Regions from separate parts of the Homo sapiens genome. Here region 2 is linked to region 1. A link is an interaction called in ENCODE POLR2A ChIA-PET data of the cell type or tissue named here. Cell type or tissue: IMR-90. All regions are shown on one strand. Links, peaks and the distances in the headings refer to the core of each region. The heading gives the core; the rest is flanking DNA.

Evidence for each region. Peaks named below come from ENCODE experiments on the same cell type or tissue, not always from the same donor. Only the 100,000 strongest peaks of a DNase experiment are listed, where the experiment ranks them.
Region 2: POLR2A ChIA-PET joins it to region 1 with 6 read pairs; 2 of 35 experiments call an interaction of 5 or more read pairs at or near these places.

The regions. Positions count from the first base shown.
Region 1 is chr3:33,777,603-33,793,898 of GRCh38, forward strand. It overlaps PDCD6IP-DT (PDCD6IP divergent transcript), which reads right to left. Exons shown (of 2, transcript NR_183731.1): 2 at 16,042-16,296. Among named protein-coding and RNA genes, the nearest start is that of PDCD6IP-DT, 13 kb to the right of the region's middle. RefSeq lists a silencer at 9,859-9,918 and an enhancer at 11,647-12,544. In IMR-90, for the core only: no CTCF peak of the experiment used is centred there; no DNase peak of the experiment used is centred there.
Region 2 is chr3:33,363,474-33,365,973 of GRCh38, forward strand. It overlaps FBXL2 (F-box and leucine rich repeat protein 2), which reads left to right. Exons shown (of 15, transcript NM_012157.5): 5 at 1,152-1,246. Among named protein-coding and RNA genes, the nearest start is that of UBP1, 76 kb to the right of the region's middle. In IMR-90, for the core only: no CTCF peak of the experiment used is centred there; a DNase peak (open chromatin) is centred at 1,248.

The sequences.
Region 1 (16,296 bases), core at 12,205-14,704:
CTCGCTCTGTCACTCAGGTGAGTGCAGCGGCATGAGCTTAGCTCACTGCAACCTCCACTTCCCGGGTTCCAGCGATTCTGCCGCCTTAGCCTCTCGAGTAGCTGGGATTACAGGCATGTGCCACCATGCTGGGTGAATTTTTTTGTATTTTTAGTAGAGAGGGGGTTTCACCATGTTGGCCTGGCTGGTCTCGAACTCCTGACCTCGAGTCATCTTCCCGCCTCAGCTTCCCAAAATGCTGGGATTACAGGCATAAGCTACCACGTCCAGCATTATGTAACTTTTTATTATGGAGAATTTCACACTTAAGAAATGAAGAAAAAAGCAAAAAGAGCTTCCATATGTGCATTATCCACTTTCAACTATTTATCAACGTTTGAACATTTTGCTATACCTATTTATCTATCACTATCATTCCCCCCGCTCATTCTTTTTCTGGAGTATTTAAAGCAAATATCAGATGTCCTATAATTCACCTGTAAATATCATAACATTCAAAGCTTTTAATATATATTAGCTATTTTAGTCCTTGACAAAAAGTATATATTATTATTCCCATTTTATGTATGTATAAACTGAGGCAAACAGTATTCAGTGACCCGCAGGGCTCAGGACTCAAACCCTGGAGTCTGAATGCAAAGCTTTATAAGTACGTCATTTCTGAGATTAGGCTGTGGCTTCTGTCTGGGGTGCCCTCTCTCTCTCTCTTTCCTGGATCACTAGTACTTGAGGAAGCCAGCTTACATGTCCAGCAGCCCCATGCAGAGGCCTGCATGGTGAGAAACAGGGCCTCTAGCCAACAGCCAGTTAGGAACTGAGGGCTAACAACAACCACATGAGAGAGCTTGGGAGCAGATTCTCCATCCCTTATATAGCTTATATTTTAGTGGGCAATATAGACAATGAACAAGTAAACAAATAAGCAAACAAACAAACAAAAAAATATATATATAATGTAGTTTCAGGTAGTGATTAAATCATATAAAGAGAAATAAAGAAGGATAAAGGAGCAGTGTGTGATGCGGTGGGAGACACTCTTTTTGATGGAGCAATAAAATAAGGTATATCAGTTCTTTTACTTTTGGTACAAATAAGAGAAAACCCAACTGAATGTGGCCCAAACCAAAAAAGAAATTTATTATATCACATAACAACAAGTCCAGAGGTAGGAGCGCTCTTAGTTAGTAACAAGGATATCATCAGGGAACCAGGTTCTTTCTGCTTTGCCATCGTTGGTATATCAGTTTTGAGTTCCAAACAAAAGAAAAATAGAAATTCTGGGGCAGAGTAAGTTTTTAGCTGAAAAGATATAATTTGAATACAATTTTAGTGTAAAGTCTTGAGTATTTACGCGTTTATAGGTATATAAAAGGAAGCACAGATTTCTGAAGCCTGTGTCTCCAACCAAAGGCAAGGATGGGACCTCTAAAAGCAGAAATCACACATTTTCACAAGGAAAAATGATTGCTTGGTTTAAACAACCCCTTGGATTGTCAGCTCAAAGTTGGTTGGTTACAGTAGAGTTTGGCACAGCTGACTGTTATGCCCCAAGTCAGTTTGTTGAATCCAGATAGTAGAGGCACAAATTTATCATCAGGCAGCTTTCCTACTGACTCTGATGAGCTTTCTGAAAAGTGGTTACTTTGGTTCCATCTTCTGGAGCTCTGGGTTATACAGTGTGCAAATCTGAATGCACATACTCAAAGTTCAGCAAAAATTTATTTTATTCTTCTCTTCATGGATGTAAGATGGCTGCAGCAGTTCTAGATGTCAGATCCAGATACACAATATTAAAGGGCTATCTTGTATTATGCTGTAACACAGTGATTTATTAAGTCTTCATTAATCCCTCTCAGCAGTTATATACTGGATATATACTGGATATAATGTACTGAATTAAAAATGTGACATTCTTTTATCCTCTAGCAGTGAAGCAGTAAAATATTGGTCAGAATGAGAATCATGGGTAGGTCTAATCATGCAGGAACAGGAGATTCTAAATAAGTTGCCAAAGAAATTCATTTCGCATTAGATTATCTTCTTTTCTAGGCGAATGTTATTTAGGAGCTGTGTTTACATACCAAATAATCCCTGAATTCAAGGCTGTTGTGTGATTACTGAACATGTTAAAGAGCTTACTTCCTTGCACTGCCTCCCTACAAGATCCATGTCAAGTCCTGTCTAACTACCTGTACAAAACTTGAGGAGGAAAGTGGGCTTTCAGCAAGCACACTCTTGGGATAAAAGTAGAAAATAAAGGCCAGAAATCATGGCCGTTTCCTCCAGAGAAAATACCAGAACATATTTAAACTCAGGGGTGGTATGCTGTTTCTGGGGAATGTGCCCTGAGGCTATTTTGATACACGAATTAGGAGTATCTTTAGTGATAATTTCAACATACTACATATGTTCTTTATAATTTGGAAAAGTTACGGGGAGAGTGGAGAAAACAGGAAGGGATTGTTAGCCTAGAAAAAAGGTTGAAGGAGTGAGGGGGGATCTAGGGGCCACACAGATAGACCAAGCCAGTTTCATGAGCTTACCTGGGGCCAGGTTGAAATGGTTCATTTGAACCACATCTCTGCCTCAGGTTTTCTGTAAATTTCATTCATTATTGCAACTGGCTTGCCATCACCTAATTCAATTCTTCTTCAATGAATCTGGCAGTGTACTTCTTAGAAACAACATGAATGATGGCTTAAACCAGTTTTATGTCAAATATCCCTTCCTGGTTTAGTTCATGTTTTGGGGGCTCTTTTTAACATAAGCAGCAATATATACCTTTTAAGATATTTAGAAGCTTTATAGTCCAGTTTAAATTTTGGTTAACTAGTTATACAGTTTAGATTGGCAAAGCAGATACAATGCCAGCATAACATTTATTCATTCAAGAAATGTTTACTGAGTGCCTGCTGTGTGCCATAAGTAAGATAGCTGTCTCTTTAAGGTTTTAATAATACCTGTTTAGCAATTATTCTTTATCGCTACTGAAGCTGATAGATGCTATCTGACACAGTAGATTTTAGGAATATATACATATTAATCATGTTTCTGACCCATAATGTAATAGTTCATGCTCATCAACATTCAAATATTTTTATTCGACCAGCCTGGGCAACATGGTGAAATCCTGTCTCTACCAAAATTAGCTAGGCATGGTGACACATGCCTGTAGACCCATCTACTGGGGAGGCTGAGGTGGGAGGATCGCCTGAACCTGGGGAGGTGGAGGCTGCAGTGTGCCAAGATCGCACCACTACACTTCAGCCTGGGCAACAGAGAGAGATCCTGTCTCAAAAAACAAAAAACAAAAAACGAAAAACAAAAACAAACCAAAAAAAAACGGCTAGAGCGCAGTGGCGCAATCTCAGCTCACTGCAGTCTCTGCCTCTCCAGGGTCAGGCAGTCCTCCCACCTCAGCCTCCTGAGGAGCTGGAATTACAGGCACATTCCACCAAACCTGGCTGATTTTTGTATTATTTTGGAAAGACAAGGTCTCACTATGTTGTCTAGGCTGGTCTAGAACTCCTGGACTCAAGTGATCCGCCCTCCTTGGCCTCCCAAAGTCTTAGGATTAAAGGTGTGAGCCACCATGCCTGGCCAAAAATTTTTTTAAAAATTTGAAACCAGCCAGGCGCGGTGGCTCACACCTGTAATCCCAGCACTTTGGGAGGCTGAGGCAGTTGGATCACAAGGTCAGGAGATCGAGACCATCTTGGCCAACATGGTGAAACCCCGTCTCTATTAAGATACAAAAACTTAGCTGGGTGTGGTGGCATGTGCCTGTAATCCCAGCTACTTGGGAGGCTGAGCCAGGGGAATCGCTTGAACCTGGGAGGCGGAGGTTGCAGTGAGCTGAGATTGCGCCACTGCACTCCAGCCTGGCGACAGAGCAAGACTCCGTCTCAAAAAAAACAAAACAAACAAACAAACAAACAAAAATTGAAACCATACACACAGGCTCACACTTACATAGACAAAACCCTCTTTTGACCCACTGGTTTCTATTCTCCTTTCCTTACCATAGAGTTTCTATTCCTGCCATCTTTACTTTCCACCCTCATACTCTCTTGGGCCCACTTAGATTAGGCTTTCATTCCACCAAAATTGCTCCTGAAGGTTGACCTTAATGATAGCAAATTTAATAATCAAATTTCATTCTTCCTAACAGCACTTTGCGTGATTGATCATTCTCTCTTTTTTGAAATATTTTCTATACTTTGGACTCCAGGACACCATTCTTTTATGGTTCTCCTCCTATGGTTCCAGCTGCTCTGTCTCCTTTGCTGGTTCCTCTTCGTTTACCTGACCTCTAAATATTGGAAGGACCTAGGCTTATATATTGGTGCTTTTTTTTTTTTAGCTGTCTACCTTATGATCTCATCCAGTCCTACAGCTTTTTTAATCTTTATTTTTCAATTTTAATTTTATTTTGTTAAAATAATACATACATATTTAAAAAGATTAAGTAGTACCAAAAAGGTTATGATAAAATGCAGCATTTCCCTTCCCCATCCCTCTCTACTTTCTTCCCTCCTTCCTAGAGACAACTATTTTTTTATGCTTTTAGCTCTCTCTGGCATTTACACCTCTACCTAATTTGTAAATAATAGGCATATACTATCTTTAGCTATTATCTATCAGCTTCATATTGTAGTAGATGAGAATTTATCTGTCTTACAATGTCATTCTGTCTTCTGCTATCCTTAATATTCTCAATATAGTTATATTACAATAGTTGGTCAAATCAATAATCAATGTTTACATTATTACATATATGCGAATATAATTCCCAGCAGTGTCGCAGTGTTTTATGATTGTATTTTCAATATATCTTCCAGTTTGCTATCTGCTGGAAACCCATTCACTGATCTTAAACTTGATTTATGGTTTCTTTCCATTGTCAAATCCAATCTGATTCTTTTTAAAACATGCTCTGTTGCTTGTTATAGTTTCCAGTTTCCTGTTGAAATTTTCAAGCATAATTTTTGTGTCCTTTAACATAGTAAATATAGTTGTTTTATTATTTGTGTTTAATAATTCCAATATCTGGATTCTTTCAGGGCTGTTTGACATCATTTATTTCTGTTGGTTTTTGTTTTTGTTATCTAGCCTTATGGGTTCTAGTTAGATTCTCTGGGTCCTTAATCTGTCTTTCTACATTTAGATTTATTCCCTATTTGGTGAAGCATATCCATCAAGTTAAAAGTATGTTACAATGGCAGAAACATGGTAAGGACAGCGGTTGACATGGCTCTCTCTCATACCACACTGCCCCAATCAGGACTGCTGTGCAGTTGTCATTTGAATATCACAACTTCACCACCAGCATGGAGAGTCTTTTCCTTTTTCTGTGTTGAATCTCTTATTTTCTATATTCCGTATTTTCTTATTTCTCAGATGACTCTCTCATCTTAGTACAGGCAATGTGATTGTGTGATGTAGTAGACAGAATACTGGTTCCCTAAAATGTCCACATTCTAATCTCTAAAACTTGTGAATATGTTGCCTTAAATGGCAAAAGAGACTTTGAAGATGTGATCACATTAAGAATGTTTAAATTGGGAGATTATCCTGGATTATTTGGGTGGTCACAGGTAGTAATGAAGGTCTATATAATAGGATAGTAGGAGGTATATGTGTGCATGTGTATGTATGCATGAGAGAAAGACAGACAGAGACAGCGAGAGATAGACAGAAGAGAGAGATGTGCTGGTTTTAAATATGGATGTAGGAAGGAAGGGACCACAAGACAAGGAATGCAAGCAGCCTCTGGCAGCGAGGAAGGTAAGGAAATAGATTCTCCTCTAGAGCCGCTGGAAGGGAAACAGTCCTGCTAACATCTTGATTTAGGAATTCTGATCTCCAGAACTGTAAGAGAATAAATTTGTGTTGTCTTAAGCCACTAAGTTTGTAGCAATTTTTTATAGCAGCAAAGAAAATCAATATAAATGATAATTTTTTCAGTTTTTTTTTTTTTTTTTTTTTTGAGACGGAGTCTCTGTCGCTCAGGCTGGAGTGCAGAGGCATGATCTTGGCTCACTGCAACCTCTGCCTCCTGGGTTCAAGCAATTCTCCTGCCTCAGCCTCCCAGGTAGCTGGGATTACAAGTGCCCACTATCACACCTGGCTAATTTTCATATTTTTAGTAAAGACAGGGTTTCACCATGTTGGCCAGGCTGGTCTCGAACTCCTGACCTCAAGTGATCTGCCCGCCTTGGCCTCCCAAAGTGCTGGGTTTACAGGTGTGAGCCACCACGCCTGGCCTAATTTTGTTCAGATGTTACAAGTGTCTATAGTCAATCTTCACATTGCCAGTTTGGTTGGTTATAGGATTTCTAGGTTGGAAGGCATTTTCCATCACATTGAAGACACTCTTCCATTGTCTTCTTCCTTCAAATGTTGCTGAGAAGCCCAGAGTCATTTTTATTATCATTCCTTGTACATGGCCTGTTTTTTCTCCCTCTCCAGACACTTAGAACATTATCTCTTTGTCTCTAATGTTCTGATATTTCACAATGTATGGGCCTATAAGAGTAGAAAATTCCACATGTCAGAAACCTGATGCTTTAAAATTCCATAAATATAACCAAAACACAAGCAAAAAATTGGGGAAAATATTTGCAACTTGAAAAATAAAGGGTTATTACTCTTATAATAGAAAGCACTCTTAGAAGAAAAATTCTACAAAAGAAATATTCAAAATAGCCATTTTAAAGAGTACATCTGTAGGTCTAGAACTGAAAGGGAAAAAAAGGAAAAAAGTACAAAAGTGTACAAAAAATCAGCCAAGAAACATATAGAAAAATCCATAGACTTACTAGAAATAAAATTAATGCAAATTAAAACTGTGAGGAACAATTTTTCATCTTTTTAATTGGTGAAGACTAAAAAAAAAACTCAAAATAGCTAATGTTGGTTAGGTTTCAGTACTTTCATACACTGTTGTTAGAAATGCAGTCAACCATCTCTTCTAGATGAGGCAAAATTCCGTAAGCCAGATCAAAAGCTTTAAAAAATGTCCATGTTAGGCCAGGTACAGTGGCTCAGGCCTGTAATCCGAGCACGTTGGGACTGAGGTGGGAGGATCACTTGAGCCCAGGAGTTGGAGACCAGCCTGTGCAACATAGTGAGACCCTGTCTCTACAAAAAATAAAACAATTAGCTAGGCATGGTGGATGTGCCTGTAAGTCCTAGCTGCTTGGGAGGCTGAGGCAGGAGGATCATTTGAGCCCAGGAGTTTGAGGCTACAGTGAGCTATGATTGCACCATTGCACTCTACCCTGGGTGACAGAGTGAGACTCTTGTTTCAAAAAAAAAAACAAATCAGTACTTAGAATAATCAGTACTTTGTTGGAATAATCCAACAAAATAATAATGAATGACAAATGCACATAAAGAGTTAACTACCATCTTGGCCATGTTGTTTACAACATCAAGAAAGTGGAAACAGGTCAGGTGGGGTGACACATCTGTAACCCCAGTGCTTTAGGAGACTGAAGCAGAAGGATTGTTTGAGGCCAGGAGTTAAAGACCAGCCTGGGCAACATAGCGAGACCCCATCTCTACAAAGAGTTTAAAAATTAGCTGGGGATGGTGGTGTCTGCCTGTAGTACTGGCTACTCAGGAGGCTGAAGCAGGAGGATCATCTGAGCTCAGGAGTTTGATGCTACAGTGAGCTATGATTGCACCACTGCATTCCACCCTGGGTGATGGAGTGAGACCCTGTCTCTCTTAAAAAAGAAAAGAAAAGAAAAAAAGAGTAGAAACAACCTAAATACTCAAAAATAGACAATTGGCTTAAGTCACTCCCATGGCAATGGGATGTTTCAGCAGTTTTAAAGCAAATAAGAAGGCCACTAGCCTGAGGTTGTCTCTGCACCCTGAGCCCTTACATAAGCAAGCTGAAGCCTTATTTATTTATTTATTTGTTTATTTATGTATTTATGTATTTTTATGAGATGGAGTCTCACTCTGTCACCCAGGCTGGAGTGCAGTGGCATGATCTCAGCTCATTGCAACCTCTGGCTCCCGGGTTTAAGCGATTCTTCTGCCTCAGCCTCCCGAGTAGCTGGGATTACAGGCACGTGCCACCACACCGGGCTAATTTTTTATATTTTTGGTAGACAGGGTTTCACCATGTTGGCCTAGCTGGTCTCAAACTTCTGACCTCAAGTGATCTGCCCGCCTCGGCCTCCCAAAGTGCTGGGATTACAGGTGTGAGCCACCGTGCCCAGCCCAAAGCCTAATTTAGAGGTATTTCTTATAACTGACTTAAATAGACAAACAAAAATACAGCCCTAACCAATCACAAACAGCCACTGAGTGAATTGGCTATATAACTAGGTGTCTCCCATCAGATTATACCCAAATAAGGCAAACACTTAGCTGTAGCAATTCAGGTAATTTCTTCACTTTGCTTCTGTGTTCAGCCTATAATAGGTAGGTGCTTCCAGAGCAGAGCCCATAACCTCTTTTGGTCTTGGTGCTTCCCAATTCATGAATCATTCTTTTACTCAAATAAATGTGTTAATTTCATTTAAACTTTTTTTTTTAACAGCAAGATATCATATTAAATTTATCATATAAAAAGTGGCCGTTATTGGTAAGAGGTTGACTTGGGGAAGTGAAATGAGATTTGGTGAGAAAAAAAACTCTCTGCACTCTGTCCATCATTTATTAATAGAATGTTTTCTTTCTAGAGATGAACTATTTCTACTTCTAAACATTGAGGAGATACAAAGAAGGGCTTTTGGCTAGATATGGTGGCTCATACCTGTAATCCCAGCACTTTGGCAGGCTAAGGCAGGAGAATCACTTGAGTCCAGGAGCTCAAGACCAGCCTGGGCAAAAAGCAAGACCCCATTACTATTAAAAAAAAAAAAAAAAAAAAAAAAAAAGAGGCTTTCAGCAATGATAGTGATAAAATTACAAAAAAAAAAAAAAAAAAAAAAAGCAACAGTAACTAACATTGAGTACTTACTGTGTTCTGGGCAGCCTGTCAGGTATTTAATGTATTTTATTTAACTCCCATGATAGCCCTTTGGGGTAGGTAGTATTCTTTATCATCTTTAGGTGTGAAGACTGAGGCTTAGAGACGTTGAGTGAACGGCCTAGAGTGAGTGACACAGCTGATAAATATTGTAGTTAGAATTTAAACTCTGGAAGTCAGGATTCCAGACATTCTTATCCACTGGGCTGAACTGCCTCGAATAAGTAAAGCATCTCCGTTAGTGGAGATCCCCTAATAGCCCTCTGTTCTGGGAGACATACCGAGGGATCATTTTAATTAGGTAGATGTAAGGAAACACAGGGGAAGGTTGTAGCTGGACATGTGGGAATTGACAATGAAGCTCTTTTCATCATTTTCTTTGGTACATGAAGTTCAAAGGCTGCTGGGAGAAAGTCAGCAAATTTTCCCAAAGACTAAGCTTCTGGGAAGGCAGTTACTGAGACCCCTGATCACTTCCTTTAGGAGGGTTAATATTGCTATATCACCTCTGGACTGGAATGGCCCTGACCTGACGTGGCAGCAGCAAAAGACAGGAGAAATTCGCCATGGAGAGGGGAGCCTGGACTGCTTACCTGGACTTAACAATCCTGGCAGCAACAACAAGTTTCTAGCTCAGTTCCTACAAATTTTACTCTAGCATCACACATGTGTCCTAGGAAAAAAGCCCTTTGTGTTTGTAACTTTGGAACCATAGATTGTCAGAGCATTTACATTTTTTTTTTCTTGGTGACAGAGTCTCGCTCTGTCAGCCAGGCTGGAGGGCAGTGATGTGATCTCGGCTCATTGCAACCTCCGCCACCCGGGGTCAAGCGATTCTCCTGCCTCAACCTTCCGAGTAGCGCGTGATCTACCTGCCTTGGCCTCCCAAAGTGCTGGGATTACAGGCACGAGCCACCGCGCCCAGCCCAGAGCATTTAAATTTTAATAGCTCCATCCTGCGAAAGGTCGTGCTGTAGTAGATATTCTGTGTCTCAACAGTGACACCTTGTGGGGCAGAGGTAGCAGAGGCTGGGGGCTGTTTGGACTGGAGTAGTTTTCTATCTTTCTTAAAGTCAGTTATAAGCAGGATTGATCTTTTGGACTCTGTTCCTGAACTTAACATGGAAGGACAAAAACACGTAGAAAACATGATGTACTGTGTACACCTAATCAATTTGAATGTTGAGTTTTGATTTCACTCACAATTCATTCATTAAAGATTAAAAGTACAATGATACACTACTTTTCATCTAACAGGTTAATAAATATTAAAAAGTAGGACAGAATTTAGTGTCAGTGAGGGTATAAGAAAACTATCAAAAACTGTTACTGGAAATAAAAAATCGTGCAAAAAATTGGAAGATAATCTATGATAACATATACCCAAATTTAAAATGCACATATTCTATAATCCAGTAATGCCATCATTAAGAATTTAGGAGTGTTGCTGGGCACGGTGGCTCATGCCTGTAATCCCAGCATTTTGGGAGGCTGAAGTGGGTGGATCATGAGGTCAGCAGTTCAAGACCAGCCTGACCAACATGGTGAAACCCCATCTCTACTAAGAATACAAAAATTAGCCGGGCATGGTCGTGGGCGCCTGTAATCCCAGCTACCCGGGAGGCTGAGGCAGGAGAATCGCTTGAACCCAGGAGGCGGAGGTTGCAGTGAGCTGAGATCGCACCATTGATTGCACTCCAGCCTGGGCAACAGAGCAAGACTCTGTCTCAAAAAAAAAAAAAAAAAAAAAAAAGGAATTTAGGAGTGTTTTCTAATGATTTTTTGTTTGTTTAATGTATCAATTAGGATGCAGTCATTTGTAAAGAACAACGATGAAAAAACCCAATTCAAACATGTTTGAACAATGGAGGGGATTTATTAGGCAATGGACCGAGATCCCAGAAATAGAGTGGACTTCACCTGGGGTTTGACTCAGCATCTCAGAGATATCATCGTCCACCTAGTTTCTTTCTAACTCCGTTTTCTGGCTTCTGGGACATCAAACTAATTCCCTATCAAAGTTATAAGATGGCTGACAACAACTCCCAAGGTATAGTGGACATATGTTTTCTTTATGGCCACAAGGCACCCTTGAAAACCTTTCCTATGGAGAGTTCTCCATCTTATAAGTCCTTATTTTCTCAATGTGAAAATCAGAAATTGTTTCCCAGTCTCCCTTGCAGCTCTGTGAAATCTGGTGACATGAAGATGCAATCACCATGCAGAAACCCTCCTGGCAAGAGTGGCAGTACTAGCTCCAGAAGCAGCAGTTGCAGAAGTTCAGGTGAAAGTCCCTAGGGACCAGCACCCTTGCCAGTGGGGTATTTGTGCTCATTGGGAGCAATGGTGGTGTTTTCTTTGGAGCAGTTCTACAATAGGATAAATTGTTGTGTGGCCCTGAAGCCGGATTCTCTGGTCTTCCAGAGAGTCTATGAACTCATTGATATCCTTTAATAAATTTGCTTTCTGCTTAAATTATCCACAGTTCATTTCTATTGTGTGCAAGAACCCTAATACACAGAGATACTTTTTTTCAGCCACATCTAGAGAGTGGGGTAACTTTCAGAAATTCCCTCAAAAGAGCTAAGAAGCTTCCTTCTCTGTTATCTCTGGCAAACCTCTTTTTACATCTCTATAGTCAGAATTGGGTCATTTTTTTTTTTTCTGTACTACTGGGGCTTGAGGACGGGATTATGATAATGATCTAAGGCCTGAGCCACATTCTTATCCCTTAAGGCTTAAGACAAAGAACAAAGAGGGAGAGGCGAGGACACCCAGGGTGAGATCAGGAGGATACTAACTTCAGAGAGGGGTGAATGGGTGAAAGTATATTGGAGGTAGAAGAACCACAATGCCTACCAGACAGAGCAACTTACATCAAACCCTTTGAACTTCCAAGCTTGCTCCTCACATGTGTGAAGAAGTCTGCATAAACCACTATATTATGTTGCTGTTTGTCACCACCTGGAACATCTGGACAGAGTCCCCAGGATAGGATACAACTTCCTTTCCATGGGGCCAGTCACATTCTTTGCTGTCTTGTTCCTTCATTCTGCCTTTAATGAGGGTGGGGTCAATAAAGAAAATGGCAGTAAATTTCTCTTTAGTTTAATGGAAAATTCCTCTGGAAGTTCACCCCTCATTGATGTACTCCACTTCCTTATTTTTCTCCCCTATTCTTAGGAGCCAATATCTCTGCAACAATGCTTCCTTCTTCTCACCTTTCAAAGCAAGACTTTATTCATTCTCTGAACAACCCACCCCTTCCAAATAGATCAGACTATACCCCTAGCGGTATATTTCTCAAAATTTGGAGCCTGTTCTGAGTAATATGCTTTTCAAGCGAATTTTACCCTTAGTACTAGTGACATTTAGGGCTGGATAATATTTTTGCTATGAGAGACTGTCCTGTGCATTGTAGAATGTTTAGAAGCATCTCTAGCTTCTATCCACTAGAGGCTAGTAGCATCCTCTCCCACCAAGTTGTGACAACCAAAAATGACCACTGGAGAGCAAAATTACCCATTTAATAACAAGTAAGCTAGAATAATACTCTGGGGGAGACTGTGCTGGGTGAGAGTAGAGGAGTTCTCTTATATTCCAAGTTAGGGTGGAGAACGTGGGGAACTTTATCCAGGTTTCACCAAAAAGTAAAGGACAGGTGAAGGAACTCACTTCTCTTGTGAGTCATCAATGAACTTCTTTGCTCTCCTGACTGTGCTGCAGGGGACTGCTGAATCACCATCTCCCAAGGACAAATATTAATTTTCATAGAGTACAGCCTAACCACAAGGTAGAAGATACATATTTTCCCATCTGTCCTTCTGTCCTGTAATTTTACAAGGCCATCTCTCTCTTTCTCTCTTTTTTATGAGACGGAGTCTCGCTTTGTCACCCAGGCAGTAGTGCACAATCTCAGCTCACTGCAACCTCTGCCTCCCGGGTTCAAGTGATTCTCCTGCCCCAGCCTCCTCGGTAGCTGGGATTACAGGCGCCTGCCATCACGCCCGGCTAATTTTTTTGTATTTTTATTAGAATTGGGTTTTCACCATGTTGGCCAGGCTGGTTTCAAACTCCTGACTTCAAGAGATCTGCCCTCCTCGGCCTCCCAAAGTGTTGGGATTACAGGTGTGAGCCACCACGCCTGGCCATGGCCACATCTCTTATAATGAGGTATGACAAATTATTATTCAGCACAGACTTAATCCACCTATCTTGCTTCCAAATGTATCTTCTTTGGATCATCCCTGAGTAACACTTTTTAAAATTCCCTTAGCTACTCACAGAGTTGGCCAAAGATAAGAAATTATTACTTGGAAATGTAATCCCATAGTTTCTTTTTTATGATGGTGGTTGCTGTGTTACTTGGTACACAGATATTTTGGGTTAGCTGATACAAAAGTTTGATATTTCAAACTCTTATCTTTATTGTGGCTTTTAGCTACATTTTTTTTTCTGGATAATTTTAGCCTTTAGCATTATGAAATGTCCTTAATTACATTTAAGCCTTTTTGGTCTGAATTGTCTGATATCAAAAGAACGACCCTGCACTCCTATTGTTTCCATTTGTCTGGTGTTTTAGTTAGTTCAAGCTGTTATAGATTGGGTGGCTTCAACAACATTTATTTCTTACGGTTATGGAGGATGTGAAGTCTAAGAGCAGGGTACCAGCATGATTGGGTTTTGGTGAGTGCCCTCTTACTGCTTTGCATATAGACACCTTTTTACTGTATCCTCACATAGCAGAGTGAGAGAGGAAGCAAGTGCTGTTGCGTCTCTTCTTAGAAGGGCACTAATCCTATTCATGAGGGCTCTGTGCTCACAATCTAATTACCTTCCAAAGGTCCCACCTCCAAATACCATCGCATTTGGAACTGAATTTCAAGAAGTGACTGTTGGGGGTACACATTCAGTCCACAGCACCTAGTATGTCTGTCTATTCCTTTCTATTTAGCCTTTCTGAATCATTTTGTTTTAGGTATGTTGCTTGCATGTACCATAATGATAGTGTATCAGTTAGCTTCTGTTGCATAACAAACCATGCCAAAACTTAAAAACCAGCCATTTATTTAGCTCATAATTCTGTAGGTTGGCTTAACAGTTCTGGTCTAGATTGGCTCAGTTGATCTCTCAGGTGCTTGCTTCTGTGTCTGAGGTCATCTAGGGTGTTGCCTGGTTGTTGGATGATCTAAGATAGCCTTGTTCATATGTCTGACAATTAGCAGACTGTTGGTTAGGGCTAGGAGAGTGACTCAACCACGTCTCTCATAATCCAGCAGGCAAGACGGTACACATGGAGGTCACGGGGTTGCAAGTGCAGTAAGAGAGGACAAACCCTGATGACTGAAGTGTCTGCTTGCATCACAACTGCTAATGCCCCATTGGCCAAAGCAGCTCACATCAACGACCTAGACTTAAAGGGTGCAGAAAAAGACTCCACTTCCTGGTGGGAAGATCTGCAATGTCACACTGCAAAATCATGATAAAGGGAGAGGAAGAGTTTGTGGCCAATTTTATAATCTATCACATTGGGTTTTCTTTTGTGAGTCATTTTAAAAGTCTTTTTCTTTACTTCCTTTTTTCTTTACCTCCTTCTGCTATTCGATTTTTTAACTTTAAGTGACATTCATTGATATCATTTAAATATCTTTTGACTCCCATCAATTGCCTATTTACCAATAAATTTACTTATTTTACTTTTCCTTTCTGATGACTGCAACTTACTATGAAATGGATCCAAAAAGCAAGGTAGATTTATGGGTGGATAGAGGGAAGATTAGATGGACAAATGTGAGATAAAGCATGCATAGTAAAATGTTAATGTTAGAATCTAGGTGGTGGGTAGGTGAGTGTTTATTGCAAAACTCTATGCTGTGGCTGAAATTTTAAAAATGAATTGTGAAGTTGAGGCAGGAGAATCCCTGGAGTCCAGGAGTTTGAGACCAGCCTCGGCAACATAGGGATATTCCGTCTTTACAAAAAATAAACAAATAAATTAGCCGGGCATGGTAGTGTGCACCTGTAGTCCTAGCTACTTGGGAGGCTGAGGTAGGATAATTGCTTGAGCCTGGGCCTGGAAGGTTGAGGGTGTAGTGAGCCATGACTGCACCACTGCACTCCAGCCTGGGCAAAAGAGCCAGACCCTGTCTCAAAAAAACAAAACAAAAAAACAAAGAAAAGAAGAGAAAAGAAAAGAAAAGAAAATATTGGAAGAAAAAGAACACAGGAGCCAGCTTGAGGGTGTTCATATCAGTCAAATCTTGGACAATCTGAGCGTCAAAATAAATAATAATAACAGATTATAATCTACCAAATTAAATAAAAATCTATGGGTCCATGCTGGTATAAACATATAAATGAATAAATAAGGGAGAAAAGAAAATTCTTCTTTCTAGAATAATGTCAGCTAATAGATATAGGCAGAATAATGGATAAGAAAATTACCATTTTGCAATCATCACAGAAATATTAGATTCATGGAAGAATCATCGAAGTATGCTAAAACTAGTGGAAGAAAGTTTAATGTGGAACAGTATGTTTAATAGCCTCGAATTATATTCCCACAAATTAGTTGTTAATTACAAAGGGAAAAGAATAATTTTTCCAACGAGAACCCTGGTGGTTTTTATTCTATCTAATCCCTTCAACCTTTTTTTTCCCTCTATTGGATCTTCCTCCTGCGCCCCTCCACCCTCTCCTTATTCTGGGCTAGTTGTACTTTCTGCTTGCTGCAGAGCTGCCATTTTAGGACTTTCCTTAACTGCTTTCCTAGACCTCCTCCTATGAACTGTTTGCTGAACTACCTTATATAAGGGTGGATTAAAGACCTCTGTAAATATATACAATAGATTAATAGATTGGTCATAGAATTCTCTTGAACTACATTTTGTTTGGCACACAGTATAAGCTCAAAAAATATCTGCTGAATAACTTAGTCTGGTCATCCAAGTATTACCAAAACTTTGTACCATGAAGCTTGTAGGATTTGGTTTTCATTTAATGTATGGTTATAAATATTAAATAAGTGAAGACAAATGAAATTACATACATTTTGTATATATGCTTACTTTTTCTTTTTAAAAATTTATTTATCTTATTACAGTGTTCCACACGTTCAGAGAAACTTCTCTATTAACGAACTACAGACATGATATCTGAAAGTAATCTTTATGCATAGTTTTCTTCTAAGAAACTCAAATGTGTTTTATATGAAGAACCACTAATAACCATTTACTTACTACTCTCTGCTACTAAGTCTTGAACAGAGAGCTAATGTATGCCTAAGGGAAAACCGATTAAAGAAA
Region 2 (2,500 bases), core at 1-2,500, 430 kb before region 1:
GGTAGAGGTTGTAGTTAGTATTTATAACTACCTTCTTCCACAATGCATTTCTGTATTCCTTTGCCTTCAGCAAGCACCTCAGCTGGTGATGGTTCTTTACCTGGTGGAATGACTCAGACCTTTATTCCTGAAGGTCTGGTCATTAATAGTCGTGCTTGGATTGGGTTGTTGTAGTTTGCTACTGACATAAATCACAGGGCATGGTAGTACTACAGGATGCCCTAAGGGATCTTCTGTATTCCACACATACTCTTTCTTACCTCCATTTTGGGAGTGTTCATGAAGTTTTTTGACTATTAAATGAGCCATAATAGGTACAAGAAATTGTTCCTCAAAAAGTGGAAGTAAACCAGGTGCCATGGCATGTTCCTGTAGTCCTAGCTACTCCATAGGCTGAGGCAGGAGGATCACTTGAGCCCAGGAATTTGAGGCTGCAGTGAGCTATGACCACATCACTATACTCCAATCTGGGCACCAAAGCGAGACCCCCCAACACCAACCCTGTCTCTAAAGAAAAAAAGTGATTTGAAATAGAAAACATTTTTTAAAAAGTGGAGGTGCTTAATCATTGTTCATTGTTCATTTTCTTTTTGCTTCCTCTAATATCTCTGCCAGTACTCAACAAAAGTTCCTTTTTCAAAGCAAATGTGTTTAAGCAGAGGACAGCTAAGGAGGATGAGGGGGAGCTTTTGCAATATATTGTTATACTTTTGAAGTGGTAATGCTTAGCTCAAGTAGGATTTTCTTTTTAAAGCAGCATTGTCTTAGATCTCTGCTCAGTGGCTGGTATTCCCACAGCTAACCTCAAAAAGCCTTTTGGTTGGTGGAATAGCTGTGACCTGGGTAGGGAGGGCCTAACCCCAGGGCTAAGGCTTTCAAAAGGCAGTGTACAGGTTTTGGTTTTTGCATTTGTGTTTGTTTTTGTTTGTTGGTTGGTTTTAGAATACTTAATGCTTTAATTGGACCATTTTTCAGTGCTTGCAGCCCCTGTATGCATTAAGGATAGAACTGAGGTGTTACAGGAATGTTCCAAAATATTTTCTGTTACACTTGGAAAAATATATTCAGTTCCTAGATTTCAGGTTATTTTGCTGTTAGATAAGCAGCATGAAAAAACAGTATTTTTTCCTCCCGAACTTTCTTGATTAAAGGGTCGAGTGGTGGAAAATATCTCGAAGCGATGCGGTGGATTCCTGAGGAAGCTCAGCTTGCGAGGCTGCATTGGTGTTGGGGATTCCTCCTTGAAGTAAGTCAAATCCAGTGACTCACTGTCATGGCAGCTTGTAGCATTTTCATCAGCAAAAATAAACCAAGCCTATTACATGCTCTTCTTCTGTTAAAATTCTTTCTGTGGTAATTTGCATAGAGTAATGAGAGGACCAGGACTTTGGAATAGCAAACCTGGGTTGGAAACCGAGCTGTACTGTTGTTAGGGATGTGACCTTGGGACAAATTATTTCCCCCGGCCGAGTGTCAGTTCTCTCTTCTGCAAAGTCAGGGCAGCTATAGCTCCCACAGGACTGTCATAGGCATAACAAGAAATAACATGTATGAAGTGCCTACCTCTTTTCTATTCCCTTCTTCACTTCGGCATCTTCCTAGTTTTCCTCTCATAATATTAGCTACCTTTATATATAAATTTTACTAATTGATAAAATAACTATTTCAAAAATTTCCTTGGCATAAGCTAGAATTTTGCTTACTCATAATGAGATGTGATTTTTACATTAATTTTATTACAGTTAGCAATATATCCTATACAACCAAATATTTGCCCATCTCTTACTGGATAGCCATTATTTATTGGGGTTTTTTTTTTTTTTTGAGACCGAGTCTCACTCTGTCACTCAGGCTGGAGTGCAACGGCACAATCTCAACTCACTGCAACCTCTGCCTCCCAGGTTCAAGTGATTCTCCTGCCTCAGCCTCCTGAGTAGCTGGGATTACAGGCGTGCACCACCATGCCCAGCTAATTTTTGTATTTTTAGTAGAGATGGGATTTCACCATGTTGGCCACGCTGGTCTTGAACTCCTGAGCTCACCCATCTTGAACTCCCAAAGTGCTGGGATTACAGGTGTGAGCCACTGCACCCAGGCTATTGGGAATGTTATCAATGCTAAGGATGTGTACTGGCCAGGCACAGTGGCTCATGCCTGTAATCCCAGCTCTTTGGGAGGCTGAGGTGGAACGATCCCTTGAAGCCAGGAGTTTGAGACCAGTGTGGGCAGCAAAATGAGACTCTTCGACCAAACAAACAAACAAACAAACAAACAAACAAACCAACAACAATTTGTGCTTTGAGGATTTCTGGAGACAGAGATGATTAAAACCTTCATGTCTTTATCCTCATGGCCTCTAGTATTGCTTATGAGTTTGGCTAAAATTAGGATATACCCCCCATAACCTTGGAATACACTTTGTGTTCTTGCAGACCTAAATATTACCACAATGTACAGCAATCACAGACTTCCAGTAAGAATGTGCAACATACAGTGAATG